Regions from separate parts of the Homo sapiens genome. Here all the other regions are linked to region 2. The links are chromatin contacts, found by POLR2A ChIA-PET in ENCODE. All regions are on one chromosome and are shown on one strand. Each heading gives the region's core, a stretch centred on a gene start or an enhancer-like site at or near the end of the contact. The rest is flanking DNA. Distances are from core to core; before and after follow the strand shown. Region 1 has its middle 14 kb from the start of RHBDF2. Region 2 overlaps SEPTIN9 (septin 9). Region 3 overlaps TMC6 (transmembrane channel like 6).

Region 1 (4,155 bases), core at 793-3,292, 910 kb before region 2:
GTGAGCCCTAAATCCAGTGACACGTGTCCTTAGAAGAGAAACACAGAGAGAGACTTGAGACAAGAGCAACACAGAGAGAAGGCCACGTGACCGCAGAGGCAGAGGCTGGAGTGACGCTGGCCTGGCCCAAGAACTCCTGGGGCCACCAAAGGCTGACAGAGGTGAGGAAGGATCCTTCCCAGAGGCTTCAGAGGGAGTGTGGCCCCGGCCCCCACCTTGACTTGAGACCTGTGGCCTCCAGCACCCTAAGAGAATCGATCTCTGCTGTTTTTTGTTTTTTGCTTTTTTTTTTTTTTTTGAGATGGAGTCTTGCTCTGTCGCCCAGGCTGCAGTGCAGTGGGATAATCTCAGCTCACTGCAACCTCTGCCTCTCGGGTTCAAGCAATTCTCCTGCCTCAGCCTCCCAAGTAGCTGAGATTACAGGCACCCATCACCACACACAGCTAATTTTTGTATTTTTAGTAGAGATGGGGTTTTGCCATGTTGGGCAGGCTGGTCTCAAACGCCTGACATCAGGTGATCCACCTGCCTCAGCCACCCAAAGTCTGGGATTACAGTCGTGAGCCACTGCGCCCGGCCGATTTCTGCTGTTTTAAGCCACCGAGTTCGTGGTCATTTGTTACAGCAGCCAGGGAAACCAACATCATGGGTGATTCCCTTTCCCTAACGGGCTTTTCTGGCCTGCACTCCTGGCTCTCCTGGAGGCAGAACCCCCAGGTCCCTGCCCTGTCATGGGGCTCCCAGCTGGTCTCTTCCTTCACTGCTTCCAGGACCTGCTAGCCAGGCAGGGGAAGGGGGCTCCTCAGCACCCCAGCCTGGCCCCCAGGTAGGAGGTCTCATCGAGCTGTCTCTGTGAGCCACCCCACTTGCTTCTTGCTCTTTGCCTCTGCCCGACTAATGTTCAGTTTCTTCCCCTGCTCTTCTAATTCATTCAGCCATATTTCCCAAGTGTGGGTTGTGGGCAGGAGGGCCGGACAGTGAGGATAGAGGGACCGGGAAAAGGGATCCTCATTGTATTTAAAATTTTGGCATTTTCTTCATCATGGATTTGGGGAGGGGGGAGGTATTTTTTGTTGTTGTTTGTTTTGTTTTTTGAGAGAGAGTCTTGCTATGTTGCCCAGGCTGGTCTCAAATTCCTGAGTTCAAGTGATCCTCCCACCTCGGCCTCCCAAGTAGCTGGGGCTATGCGTGTGAGCCACTGTACCCGGCTAATTTTGATTTTAAGAGCTACTGTTGCTGGGAGTGGTGGCTCACATCTGTAATCCCAGCACTTTGGGAGCCCAAGGTGGGTGGATCACTTGAGGTCAGGAGTTCAAGACCAGCCTGGCCAACACAGTGAAACCCCGTCTCTACTGAAAATACAAAAATTAGCTGGGCATGGTGGCGGGTGCCTGTAATCCCAGCTACTTGGGCAGCTGAGGCAGGAGAATTGCTTGAGCCTGGGAGGTGGAGGTTGCAATGAGCCAAGATCGTACCACTGCACACCAGCCTGGGTGGCAGAGCAAGACTCTGTCTCAAAAAAAAAAAAAAAAAAAAAAGAGAGAGAGATGGCCGGGCGCGGTGGCTCACACCTGTAATCCCAGCATTTTGGGAGGCTGAGGTGGGTGGATCACTGGAGGTCAGGAGTTCAAGACCAGCCTGACCAACATGGTGAAACCCCGTTTCTACTATAAATACAAAAATTAGCTGGGTGTGGTGGCTCGCCCTGTAGTCCCAGCTACTCAGGAGGCTGAGGCAGGAGAATCACTTGAACCTGGGAGGCAGAGTGCAGTGAGCTGAGATCATGCCACTGCACACCAGCCTGGGCTATAGAGTGAGACTCTGTCTCACACACACACACACAAAAAGAAGGCGAGAAGGGGAGCCGGGGGAGAAATGAGCCTGGAAAGATGGCCCGGGCCAAATCAGGCGGGCTGGGGAGCCAGGCCAGGACTCTGCTTTCTGTTTGGCTGTGACTTCAGTAAGCTAGGGCAGGGTTTTGATGGGCCAGGGAGGAGTCCACGCGATCTGATTCACACGATAAAAGCATTTCCTGGGCCCTGAGTGGAGACCACAACGTGGGAGGGCAGAGCGGAGGCCGACGACTGGGAGGAGGCTTTGCAGTCGCCGGGCGAGACGATGGCTTTCTTTCCTGGCTCATTTCACACTAAACTGGGGACCAGCCAGAAAGCCTTGGGAACTTGTCAGACCCACATACGCTGCCACTGAGTCAACTGCTACTATCATCCCTGTGTGACCTGAACCGAAACCCACTCACTTGCGAAACTGCTGGAGGCTTCTTCACTAAAACCCATATGCATGCTAAGATCCTGGCGTAACATAAAATGTCATGTGCGTGTGCCGCGTAAAATGTGCGTGTGCACAGGAAAACCACTGCCAGTATTTACAGCAAAACACTCACAGTGACTCTCGGGTGGAGGGACCACAGGGGACTTTTATTGTCACAGCCCTGACTTCTGTCCTGCTTCAGACCAGACTCTCCAACCACTTCCTGGACACCTCCCTTTGTGCTTTTCTTTCCCCCTCAAATTTCCTGCAATGTTTTTTTTTTTTTTTTCGAGACAGAGTCTTGCTCTGTGACCCAGGCTGGAGTGCAGTGGTGTGATCTCGGCTCACTGCAACCTTCGCCCCTGGGTTTTTAAGTAATTCTCCTACCTCAGTCTCCTGAGTAGCTGGGATTACTGGCGCCTGCCACCACGCCCAGCTAATTTTTGTATTTTTAGTAGAGATGGGGTTTCACCATGTTGTCCAGGCTGGTCTCGAACTCCTGACCTTGTGATCCGCCCGCCTTGCCCTCCTGAAGTGCTGGGATTACAGGCCTGAGCCACCGCACCCGGCTGCCTTTGTTTTTGTTTTTGTTTTTGTTGTTGTTGTTTGAGACGGAGTCTCGCTCTGTTACCCAGGCCGGAGTGCATGGTGCGATCTCGGCTCACTGCAACCTCCGCCTCCTGGGTTCAAGCGATTCTCCTGCCTCAGCCTCCCGAGTAGCTGGGACTATAGCCACTTGCCACCATACCCAGCTAATTTTTGTATTTTTAGTAGAGACAGGGTTTCACCATATTGGCCAGGCTGGTCTCGAACCCCCGACCTCAGGTGATCCGCCCGCCTCGGCCTCCCAAAGTGCTGGGATTACAGGCGTGAGCCACTGCACCTGGTCTGTTGTTTTTTTTTTAAATTTTCTTTTTTTCACTCTCGCTGTCATCTTATACATATTGCCTTTGTAATCATATAGAATCCCCAGGAATGCTACTTCAAAAACTATGTATAAGGCCAGGTACCGTGGTGTATGTACACCTGTAGTCTCAGCTACTCAGGAGGCTGAGGTGGGAGGATGGCTGAGCCCTGGAGGTCAAGGCTGCAGTGAGCTCTGATTGCACCACTGCACTCCAGCCTGGGCGACAGAGTGAGAACCTGTCTCTAAAACAAAAACAAAAACAAAAAAAAAAAACTTTGTTAAAGAATTTTTTGGCCAGGCGCGCTGGCTTATGCCTGTAATCCCAGCACTTCGGGAAGTTAAGTCGGGCAGATCACAAGGTCAGGAGTTCGAGAACAGCCTGGCCAACATGGTGAAACCCCATCTCTACTAAAAATACAAAAATTAGCCGGGCGTGGTGGCTGGTGCCTGTAATCCCAGCTACTCGGGAGGCTGAGGCAGGAGAATCGCTTGAACCTGGGAGGCGGAGGTTGCAGTGAGCCTAAATTGTGCCACTGTACTCCAGCCTAGGCTACAGAGCCAGACTCTGTCTCAGGAAAAAAAAAGGTTTTTGTTTGTTTGTTTGTTTGTTTTTTGTTTTTTTAAGATGGGGTCTCTCTGTGTCGCCCAAGCTGGACAGCAGTGTTTAATTTTTTTTTTTTTTTTAAGATGGGGTCTTGCTCTGTCACCCAGGCTGGAGTAGAGTGGCACGATCATGACTCACTGTAGCCTCGACCTCTTGGGCTCAGGAGATCCTCCCACCTCAGCCTCCTGAGTAGCTGAGACTACCGGTGCACACTACCATGCCCAGCTAATTTTTGTAAAAGAAAAATTTTTTAAACAGAAAATTACTGTTATTGTTTTGGACAATGAACAGTATTTACTTTCTGTTTTTGGACTTAGACAAAGTCAAAGACTCACTTATCTCCCCCCCACCCCCACCCCTCCTACCCCTACTACAG
Region 2 (4,674 bases), core at 1,234-3,733:
ACTTGTTGGAGCCCATAGGGGCAGTCAGGCTGGAACAGGAGGAGACCAGGCCGGCAGGGGAGCCGAGAGGGGGCCCTGGACAGCACCCAGGGCTGAGTCATCCTGGGCCTGCCCGACTTGCTATTTGGAGCTGTTCCCGCTTGCTCATCATGTGCAAGGTCCTGATCCACTCGGGTCTGTTTAACCAGCGCCCCTCCCCAGGCCCAGTTAGCCTGGTTTTCGTTCGATTCATTTATTGTCATCAGTGCCATCCTTGCACCACGTAACTAGCCTTTGCAGCATGCCAGCCACCAAGCTCAGGGCCCTCTGTGCATCTCCTGTAACCCTCACAGCAACCCGGGAGGCACAGAGAGGCTGAGTCGCTGGCCCATAGTCACACAGCAGGTATGGGGCATTGCCAGGATTTAGCCGGATCTCTGACTCCAGGGCCTTTCCAGGGCCTTGGGTGGGACACTGGCAAGGAAGCAAGGTATGAACACTGGCCCTGCCTTGGACAGAGCTCGGGGACGGTGGCCTGGCAGGCCCAGCTGACACAGTGACCCTGGTGCAGGTTCAACCATTGGCAAAGTGTTCAAGTACACACAGAATCTCAACTGGGGAGACAGGCGAAGCGGTCAAGGGAGGGCTGTGAGTGACAGGTGGACACTGTACCTACTGGCAGATCAGCTGACCTTGGTGCCTTCTGGAGCCTTTCAACTTCCTTATCCAGAAAAAGAGGAACTAACAGTTCCACCCCCAAACTGGGTGGGAGTACCACATTCGAAATTGAAGCAAAGCTGGTCGTGTCACAGGCTCGGCAGATGTTAGCTGTGCAGGCAACTTAGTGACCATTTGAAGTAGGCTGTGCGGCGGCATCCTCATCTTGCAGATGTAGTCCAGAGAGGTTAGGGCACTAACCCTGGGTCACACAGCGACAGCTCAGGCTACAGAGAGCAGTGCTGGATGGGAGGGTGTTGGCAGCTTCAGGCACAGGCTGGGAGGGCTGTGGGGTCAGCAGAGGGAGGGCACACTTCCCAGCTGGTGGGGTTCCCTTGTGCCTCAGTACTCATGTGGGCCCAAAGGAGCTGGAAGGAGGGAGGTTAGAGCCACCCATGGGTTCAGAAGCTGATAAGCAGGTTATTGACTCTGAATTTGCCTCATCGTATGTAAATTGGGGACAAATTTGGGGATTTAATGATATAATGTAAGAAGCAGACATGTCACAGCCCTGGTTATACAGTCAGTGTATAATAAGTGGTAAGCCGTCAGAGGAGGCAGCCGGTGAGAATGGGAGCATCTCAGCAGCCCTCCGCCCCCTGCTCCTGGTTGCAGATGTACCTGTTCTTGGCTATTTGTGCCCCAGCTCCGTGTCCTCCGGTGTGTGTGAGGCCAAGCTCCTGGGGTGGGGACTTGGGGGTGTGTCTGCAGCTCCTGAGGCCAAGACCAAGGCTGAGGCCGAGGCTGAGGCTGAGGCCACCTTGGTGAGGAGGAAATTGCAGGTGGAGAAGCTCGTTGACCGTGACCTTGATCTGACCGTAATTTTGATGGTGCCGATGCCGTCAGCACGCAGGCCTCCTGCCCTCGCCACGACTGGCTCCTGCAGCCCACCTGGCTGAGAGGTGTGCTGGCTCTCGCAGGTTGCAAAATGGGGACATCACCGTCCGCCTGGGCTACAGCGTGCTCGCCGATTGCATTTGGGGAGGGACTGAGGGCTGATTGTGTTGTGGGGATGTTGGCAGAGAATCAGAGAGGGCATCCAAAAAGGCCAACAGTTCGGTGGGGAGAGGAGGCGCAAGGCTGGTTCCTGTTTTCTGGGCTTTGATCGAAAGGGAACAGGGGACACATCTGGGGACAGTCTCCTTCCTGGAGGAAGAAGGGCTTAGGGTGCTGGTGTGGAGTTTGCACAGATGGGGATAATGAGCTGGAGGGTGCTGGGCAGGAGCTGGCCAGTAATAGGCTGACGAGGGAGGCCCTGCTGGCTGGGCCTGGTTTTCAAGTGAGCATCCTGAGCTGCGGGGACCCAGGGGGTCTTAGAGACCTCAGAGCTGAGACTCGGGACCACAGAGGGGTGGGCTGTGCTCAGGGCAACACAGCGGATGGGGCAGATGTTGCGAAACCTGTCTCTCTGCCTCTCTTTCTCCTGCTACAGAACTGGATCCTCCCAGCTCATGGCTGTCAAATCCTTTAGATGCTTCTGGGTTCCATGGGCGCCTTACACTGGCTTCCCTGTAGGACAGCAGACCCTGGGGGTTGGCTCTGATGGTATTCACCATGGGGTACCCCATGCAAGCACAGTGCTTTCACGCCCAGCCTCCCAGCCTGTGGAGTAGGCCTGTGTCTGGCCAGCCTCACTTTGTGGCCAGAGGAGGGAGACAGTGGTTCTGGAGACAGGAGCTGGCCTGGGGCTGCCCTCCCAGCCCCTGTTCTCCCAGCTCATCTCCTTGCCTTGCGGGTGCTGGCCACCCTCCCCCCGCCAGCTCCATCCCCAGCTTTCTCTGCCCGAGCCGTGACCTGTCAGTAGGGGGCAGTGGAGGCCTTGAAAGTCCTTGGAGAGGACTTTGAAGCAGTTTTTACAAATCTGTCCCTGGAAAGTCTCTCCTGTCACACCCCCAGCGGCTCCCTCCCTCCTAACATTTTTCCTGGGGTTGTCATGCAGCGGGGGGTGGAGGAACCCACTAGGCCGTGGATAGAGCAGAGCCATGTTGACACAAACCCTGGCTGAACCCACATGCTCCCTACAGCCAGCGGCCGATCACTGGAACCAGGGAAGTGACCTCATAGCAAGGGCCCGCAGAGCAGCCATCACGCATTCCCGATCTTGGTTTCTGGACCCAGCTCTGGAAAAGAAGCCAGATCCTAGCCACTTGGAGCTGCCTAGGGAAGACCCCAGCCTGGTGCCGGCTGACAGCTCACTGGAACTTTTCATCTGCTTGGCCAGGTGATGCCAAGGGGCAGAGGTTAGAAGTGCTAAGAAGCAGGCCGAGGGTGGTGGCTCACGCATGTAATCCCAACACTTTGGGAGGCCAAGGCGGGTGAATCCCTTAAGGTCAGGAGTTCAAGACCAGGCTGGTCAACATGGCGAAACCCCATCTCTACTGAAAATACAAAAATTAGCCAGGTATGGTGGTGCACGCTTGTAATCCCAGCTACTCTGGAGGCTGAGGCAGGAGAATCTCTTGAACCCGGGAGGCAGAGGTTGCAGTGAGCCGAGACTGTGCTACTGCACTCCAGCCTGGGCAACAGAGCAATACTCCGTATCAAAAAAAAAAAAAAGAAGAAGAACAAGAAGTGCTAAGAAGCATCTGTCTTCCTGATTGAAAAGCAATCTTTGCTGGGCGTGGTGGCTCACGCCTGTAATCCCAGCTTTGGGAGGCTGCGGTGGGAGAGTCGCTTGAGGCCAGGCGTTCGAGACCAGTCTGGGCAACAGAGGTGCTAGGGGTAGTGGCGCTTGCCTGTAGTCCCAGCTCCTCAGGAGGCTCAGGTAGGAGGATTGCTTGAGTTAGGAGTTTGAGGCTGCAGTGAGCTATGACCACACCACTGTACTCCAGCTCCTGGGTGACAGGATGAGACCCTGTCTCAAAAAACAAAACACAAACAAAAAACCAACGTTTATCTTTTGTGATTTTAAAAATCACACCTACTTGTGACAAAATAATTAAATTAGAAAATGTAAAGGAAATGATCAATAATAATTGCGTCCTCCAGACAAACACTGTTAACATGTTCACGTTTCCTTCTAGTCTTTTTCTACATAGACACTCAATACTTATTAATTTGTTTTGAACTAAAGATGGTTTTCTCTGCTTTGTATGAGAACCACCTCAGCCAGGCACGGTGGTTCACGTCTATAATCCCAGAAAGCTGAGGCAGGCAGATTGCTTGAGCCCACGAGTTTGAGACCAGCCTGGGCAACATGGCGAAACTCCATCTCTACAAAAAAACACAAAAATTAGCCTGGTGTGGTGGCACATGCCTGTGCTCCCAGCTCCTCAGGAGGCTGAGGCAGGAGAATAGCTTGAGCCCGGGAGGTAGAGGTTGCAGTGAGCCAAGATCGTGCCACTGCATTCCAGCCTAGGCAACGGGAGTGAAATGCTGTCTCAAAAAAAAAAAAAAAAAAAAAAAAGTTGCCACGTTGTCACCTCTCTCAGGGATTTTCATCCTTTCTACTTTTCGCCCAAGACTTGCCCTGTAAAAGGATGAGGCCAAATAGCCATGGGAGGGTGGTACTGGATGTTCAAAAAAATGTTTCGTGGCTGGCGGGACTTAGAAACAGGTTGGGGAGGTTTCAGCAGAGGGTGGACCCCAGCTGGGGGTGGGGGGCAGCAGGGGGGCCCCTCACATGCTCTCTCTGCGTGTTTCATGGGGCTGCCTGTGAGGCCGTGTGAACCAGAGCCCGGCTGGGAAGCCACATGCTACCTGGACTCTGACCTTTCCTGGCAGCATGACCTTAGCCAATACGCTCAACTATGTTCCCCTCTGTAAAATGGGCTAATAGAAATGTCCACTCGAGACATGATGAGAAACAAAGGTGTTCATAGAGCAAAGTGCTTAGAACGGTCCTGGCATGACAGGAGCCCACATGTCAGTGCTGCCGTTGGCATCGTCATCATCACGGCGGCATTGGCTGCTTTGTTTCTCCCTTGTCCCTGTCACCTTCTTCCCTCAGCAGGCTCTCATTCACTTGTTCATTTATTC
Region 3 (4,627 bases), core at 468-2,967, 680 kb after region 2:
CTACTGTCCAGCCCTGGCCCCTCTCCCCTCCAGGCTCAGAGTGTCCCCAATCCCTCCACGGACCCTCACCTGCTCCTCTCCTCCCTCTCCTTCCTCTCGTAGATGGAGTGAAGCTTGTTGATTAAGAAGATTTTGTCCTCACCCTCCTAGAAAGGCCAGAACACAAAGGGGAGGAGAAATCATCCATCAGCCCATCCAGAGCCATCCTGTTCCAAACTGCATTTGAGGGAAAACTCACGAGGTGTATTCAACATCGCAAGCAGCAAAAACATAAAAGAAAAGGTGAAAGGGCCACCAAACAAGGACAAGGAAAAACCAAGAGCCAGGAAGTGGGCGTATGTGTGGATCTAAGCTTCCTAGTGGCCAAAGTGAAAAGGGAAATGTAATCAGCAGCCCAGAGCCAGCCTGACTCAATTTAAAACCAGCCCTGCCACGTACTGGCTCTGCCTTGGGTTACTAACTCTGTGACCTCAGTGGCAGCATCTGTAAAGGGGGATAATAACACAAGGCACAGGGTTTACATTAGTTTCCTGCTGCTGTCGTAACGAACTGTCATCAACTTCGTGGCTTAAAACACCACCGGTTTCTCAACTTTCAGTTCTGGAAGTGAGAAGTCCAAAATGAGTCTCACTGGGCTCCAGTCAAGCATGATCAGGGCTACATTCCTCCCGGAGGCTTCGGGGGAGAATCCTCTTCCTCGCCTTTTCCAACTTCTAGAGGCCCCTGGCTCTCAGCCCTTTCCTCCACTTCAAAGCCAGCAGTGGCTGCTCAAGTCCTGCTCACGTGGCACCACTCTGACCCTGACACTCCGGCCTCTGTTTTTCACCTCTAAGGACCCTGAGATCACGCTGGGCCACCACGATAATCTAGGGCCATCTCCTATCCAAAGTCAGCTGACTGGCAACTTTAATTCTACCTGCAATCGTAATTCCCCAGCCACGCAACGTAACGTATTCACAGGCTCCATCCAGTCTTAGGACGGGGACATCTTTGGGGCCAGTACTGGACTGACCCAGGGCTCTTTCGACAATGAAATGTGACAAGCAGAGGGGGCACTTAGCAAAGGATCTGGTGCACCGAAACACTGATCATCAGTGCCTGGGTCAGACCGGGATTCCCCGCCCGGAGCTTCACACAGAGAACAGGAGTTCTGTCAAGAGCCACACGGATTGGCTCTGGGCACCTGGCAACCTGGCTCAGCCTAGGAGGACCACTTAGAATACCTTCAAGGAGAGACCATGGGCCCCTTAAGCAACAACCTAAGTAGCTTCTATCGAGTTGCTGATGAGTATGGAGGGGCTGTGCACTTGAGCCATGCCGACCTGCACGGGGAAAACTCAGACCGACAGCCCCAAAGACGGGTCAGAGCTCGGCCTTGGGTAGACACCACAGCCAGCATCCGCCTGGAGAAAGGTCCTTCCCATCCCAGAGCAACGGTGGGTAGAGCTGGGATTCTCCCAGCACCACTCTGCATTCCCCGCCCGGACCCACCTGGCCCTACCTGGCCCCTGGGGGCTCTGAAATGCCACCCAGTAGGGCAGGAGCCATTCCCCACTTCCAATATCTACAGCCAGACAACCACCGCAGCCGAGATGCCAGGCTTTCAGCTCTATGTGGTGAAACGGGAAAGGCAGGAGATGGGACAGTGTGTACTACAGTGTTTACAACCCAAGCAATGTGGGAGCCGTCCCATGAGTGCTTGGGACGAGCTGGGACGAGCTGCCTGGAGCCCTGGATCCTGGCACCAACTAGCCAGCAGCAGGGTCACATGGCTGCCGAGGCCCACTGGCTGCACCCCGCCCTGCCCTCGCCTTGGCAGACGCCAGCCGCTGATCCCCACAAGCGCCCCCCTAGCCCTGGTGTGGAGCATGCCTAAGGACACTGGCACTCACCAGCCCCAGAGTGAAAACCTGCAGGAGGACAAATGGCAATGGGAGGGGATGGGGAGCCCTAGGGGGAGGGCAGAGCCCAGCAGCAGGACGCAAGCCTGGAAAAGCCACAGGACCTGCTTCACGGGGGGCCGTTCCCCAGGGGAGGGGCCTCGGGGAGGAGGCCAGGCTGGGTAGCCCGGGGGGAAAGTGCCTTGTCTCCAACTTGGTGGGTGCCCAGTGGGCAAGGAGGTCCTCCTGGGCAGAGAGGAGCGAAGGGAGTGGGCACAGGGGCGAAGGGAGTGGGCACAGGGGCGAAGGGAGTGGGCACAGGGGCGAAGGGAGTGGGCACAGGGGCGAAGGGAGTGGGCACAGGGGCGAAGGGAGTGGGCACAGGGGCGAAGGGAGTGGGCACAGGGGCGAAGGGAGTGGGCACAGGGGCGAAGGGAGTGGGCACAGGGGCGAAGGGAGTGGGCACAGGGGCGAAGGGAGTGGGCACAGGGGCGAAGGGAGTGGGCACAGGGGCGAAGGGAGTGGGCACAGGGGCGAAGGGAGTGGGCACAGGGGCGAAGGGAGTGGGCACAGGGACCAGCTGCCGGGTGGACAGTACTCCTGGGGGCTGCCTCTCCGGTATGGGGTCCGACCCCCTTCTGCAACTCACTCCCATGACACAGCATGAGGGCCTCAGCAACTCGCTCTGTCGCCCGGGCTGGAGTGCAGTGGCGCAATCTGGGCTGATTCTCCTGCCTCCGCCTCCTGAGTAGCTGGTACAGGTGGACGCCACCACGCCCAGCTGATTTTTGTACTTTTAGTAGAGACGGGGTTTTGCCATGATGGTCAGGCTGGTCTCGACCTCCTGACCTCAAGTGATCTGCTCACCTCGGCCTCCCAAAGTGCTGGGATTAGAGGCCTGAGCCCCCATGCCCAGGCTTTTTTTTTTTTTTTTTTATGAGACAGAGTTTCACTGTCACCCAGGCTGGAGCGCAGTGGCACAATCATAGCTCACTGCAGCCTCAACCTGGGCTCAAGCAATCTCCTCCCTCAGCCTCCCAAGTAGCTGGGACTACAGGTGCACACCACCACACCCAGCTAACTTTTAAAATTTTTATAGAGACGAGGTTTCACTCTGTTGCCCAGGCTGGTCTCGAACTCCTGGGCTCCAGCCATTCTCCCACCTTGGCCTCCCAAAGCATTGGGACTATAGGCATGAGCCCCACCACACCCGGTCAAACATTGTTTTCTTCATAAAAATGTTTTGGCCAGGCACGGTGGCTCATGCCTATAATCCTAGCACTTTGGGAGGCCAAGGTGGGTGGATTGCCTCAGGAGCTCGAGACCAGCCTGGGCAACACAGTGAAACTGCATCTGTACGAAAAACACAAAAAAGTAGCCGGAGTGGCGGCAGGCCCTGTACTCCCAGCTACTCGGGAGGCTGAGGCAAGACAGTTGCTTGAACCCAGGAGGCAGAGGTTGCAGTCAGCTGAGACTGTGCCACTGCACTCCAGCCTGGGTGACAGAGCGAGACTCCGTCTCCAAAAAAAAAAGTTTTAAGTCCTAACTCTCAACCTTAATCCACCTGTTTGTAAAATGAGTGAAGAGTCCATAGGGACCCAAAAATCCTCACAGAGACTGTCTAAACCCTCAGCGGGGCCACACCCGGGGGCTGAAATCACACCCCACCCCCCAGAGCCCTGGTCCCAGTGGGGCCCTGCGGGTCCTTGGGGATCAGGAGCCTGGCTCTGTCTCACGGCTACTTCGTCACTTGATCTGAAGTGCACGTATTGATCAGGGTCACTTGTTTGGCAAACAAACCCTTTCACCAGCCAAGGCCCACAGGAGATGTACAGGGGAGTGGAGGGGAGCGTCACCCTCAGGTGACCTGAGAGGGTGGGGGCTGAGAGCAGCCCAGGAGGGGCACTCACATTGCTGATCTGCTCCTTGAGCAGGCAGATGACCTTGCGCTGGCCCCGCACCACCTGGATGTTGAGGTAGATCACGGCCCTGCGGGAGAGGGGCTGTCGGGCAGGGCCCAGGGCCACAGCCCGGGAGCGGCCAGTCCCCACACGGTGCAGGCCCAGCGAGGGCCATCTCCCCAGGGCCGCCCCCACCTGCGGGACTCACAGCAGCAGGGCTGACACCAGGAAGACAAAGAAGGTGTTTTCCATCAGGTACCGGTGCACCCAGGGCAGCCAGGAGACCCTGGGGCCTGCCGCCTCCAGGTGGCGCACCCACACCCTGCCGGCCTCGTACATGGTGTCCAGGGTCCGGAAGGGGCCGCAGGTGCTCGAGGGCTTCACCCTGGGGAAGATGCCGACCAGGAACCCTCACCCCGAGCAACAGTTCACCCGGCTCCCTCCCAGCCCGTCCTCTGCACCCCTAAGCCTTGGGCCCCCCAGGCACCACCACCCAACCCCCAGATGACACAGAAGGGTCTCCCTCCACCCGCCCCACTCACTGCCAGACGGCGTAGCAGAGGAAGACAGCGGCGCCCAGGAAGGCGGGGAAGCAGAGCAGCGTGAGGAAGACGGTGCTCATGTGTGAGGCCAGCCAGGGCCGGCGCGGCGCCTGGCAGTTGGCCAGAAGGCTGGTCTGTGGGGAAAGGCTGCGCTCTGCCACCATCCTGCTACCCCTCAGCACCCCTCCAAGCCCTGGGGGAGCTCAAGAGGGAAGGGCGACCAGGGCTGTGCGTCCAGGCAGAGCCTGGACCCTGCTCCCTGCAGCCTCCTCATTTACAGAGGAAGACAGAAGCCTGCCGGTCA

What was found. ChIA-PET counts read pairs that join two places held with the same protein, here RNA polymerase II (POLR2A).
Region 1: POLR2A ChIA-PET joins it to region 2 with 14 read pairs in activated B cell. The contact joins two enhancer-like sites. POLR2A ChIA-PET finds 5 or more read pairs at or near these places in 3 of 52 experiments (AG04450, Panc1 and activated B cell).
Region 3: POLR2A ChIA-PET joins it to region 2 with 12 read pairs in activated naive CD4-positive, alpha-beta T cell. The contact joins two enhancer-like sites. POLR2A ChIA-PET finds 5 or more read pairs at or near these places in 3 of 52 experiments (CD4-positive, alpha-beta T cell, WTC11 and activated naive CD4-positive, alpha-beta T cell).

Annotation. Positions count from the first base shown.
Region 1 is chr17:76,513,394-76,517,548 of GRCh38, forward strand. No RefSeq gene overlaps it. Among named protein-coding and RNA genes, the nearest start is that of RHBDF2, 14 kb to the left of the region's middle. RefSeq lists an enhancer at 1-38. Within about 2 kb of position 2,043, at least 29 of the 41 ENCODE cell types and tissues checked have a DNase peak (open chromatin) inside an H3K27ac peak, as active enhancers do.
Region 2 is chr17:77,427,753-77,432,426 of GRCh38, forward strand. All of the region lies in intron 3 of SEPTIN9 (septin 9), which reads left to right. LOC112268199 (a long non-coding RNA gene) reads right to left here. Exons shown (of 2, transcript XR_002958141.2): 2 at 1-3,550. Among named protein-coding and RNA genes, the nearest start is that of MIR4316, 33 kb to the left of the region's middle. RefSeq lists an enhancer at 939-998. Within about 2 kb of position 2,484, at least 29 of the 41 ENCODE cell types and tissues checked have a DNase peak (open chromatin) inside an H3K27ac peak, as active enhancers do.
Region 3 is chr17:78,113,479-78,118,105 of GRCh38, forward strand. It overlaps TMC6 (transmembrane channel like 6), which reads right to left. Exons shown (of 20, transcript NM_001127198.5): 16 at 4,324-4,457; 17 at 3,990-4,166; 18 at 3,791-3,869; 19 at 70-146. Among named protein-coding and RNA genes, the nearest start is that of TMC6, 13 kb to the right of the region's middle. Within about 2 kb of position 1,718, at least 5 of the 41 ENCODE cell types and tissues checked have a DNase peak (open chromatin) inside an H3K27ac peak, as active enhancers do.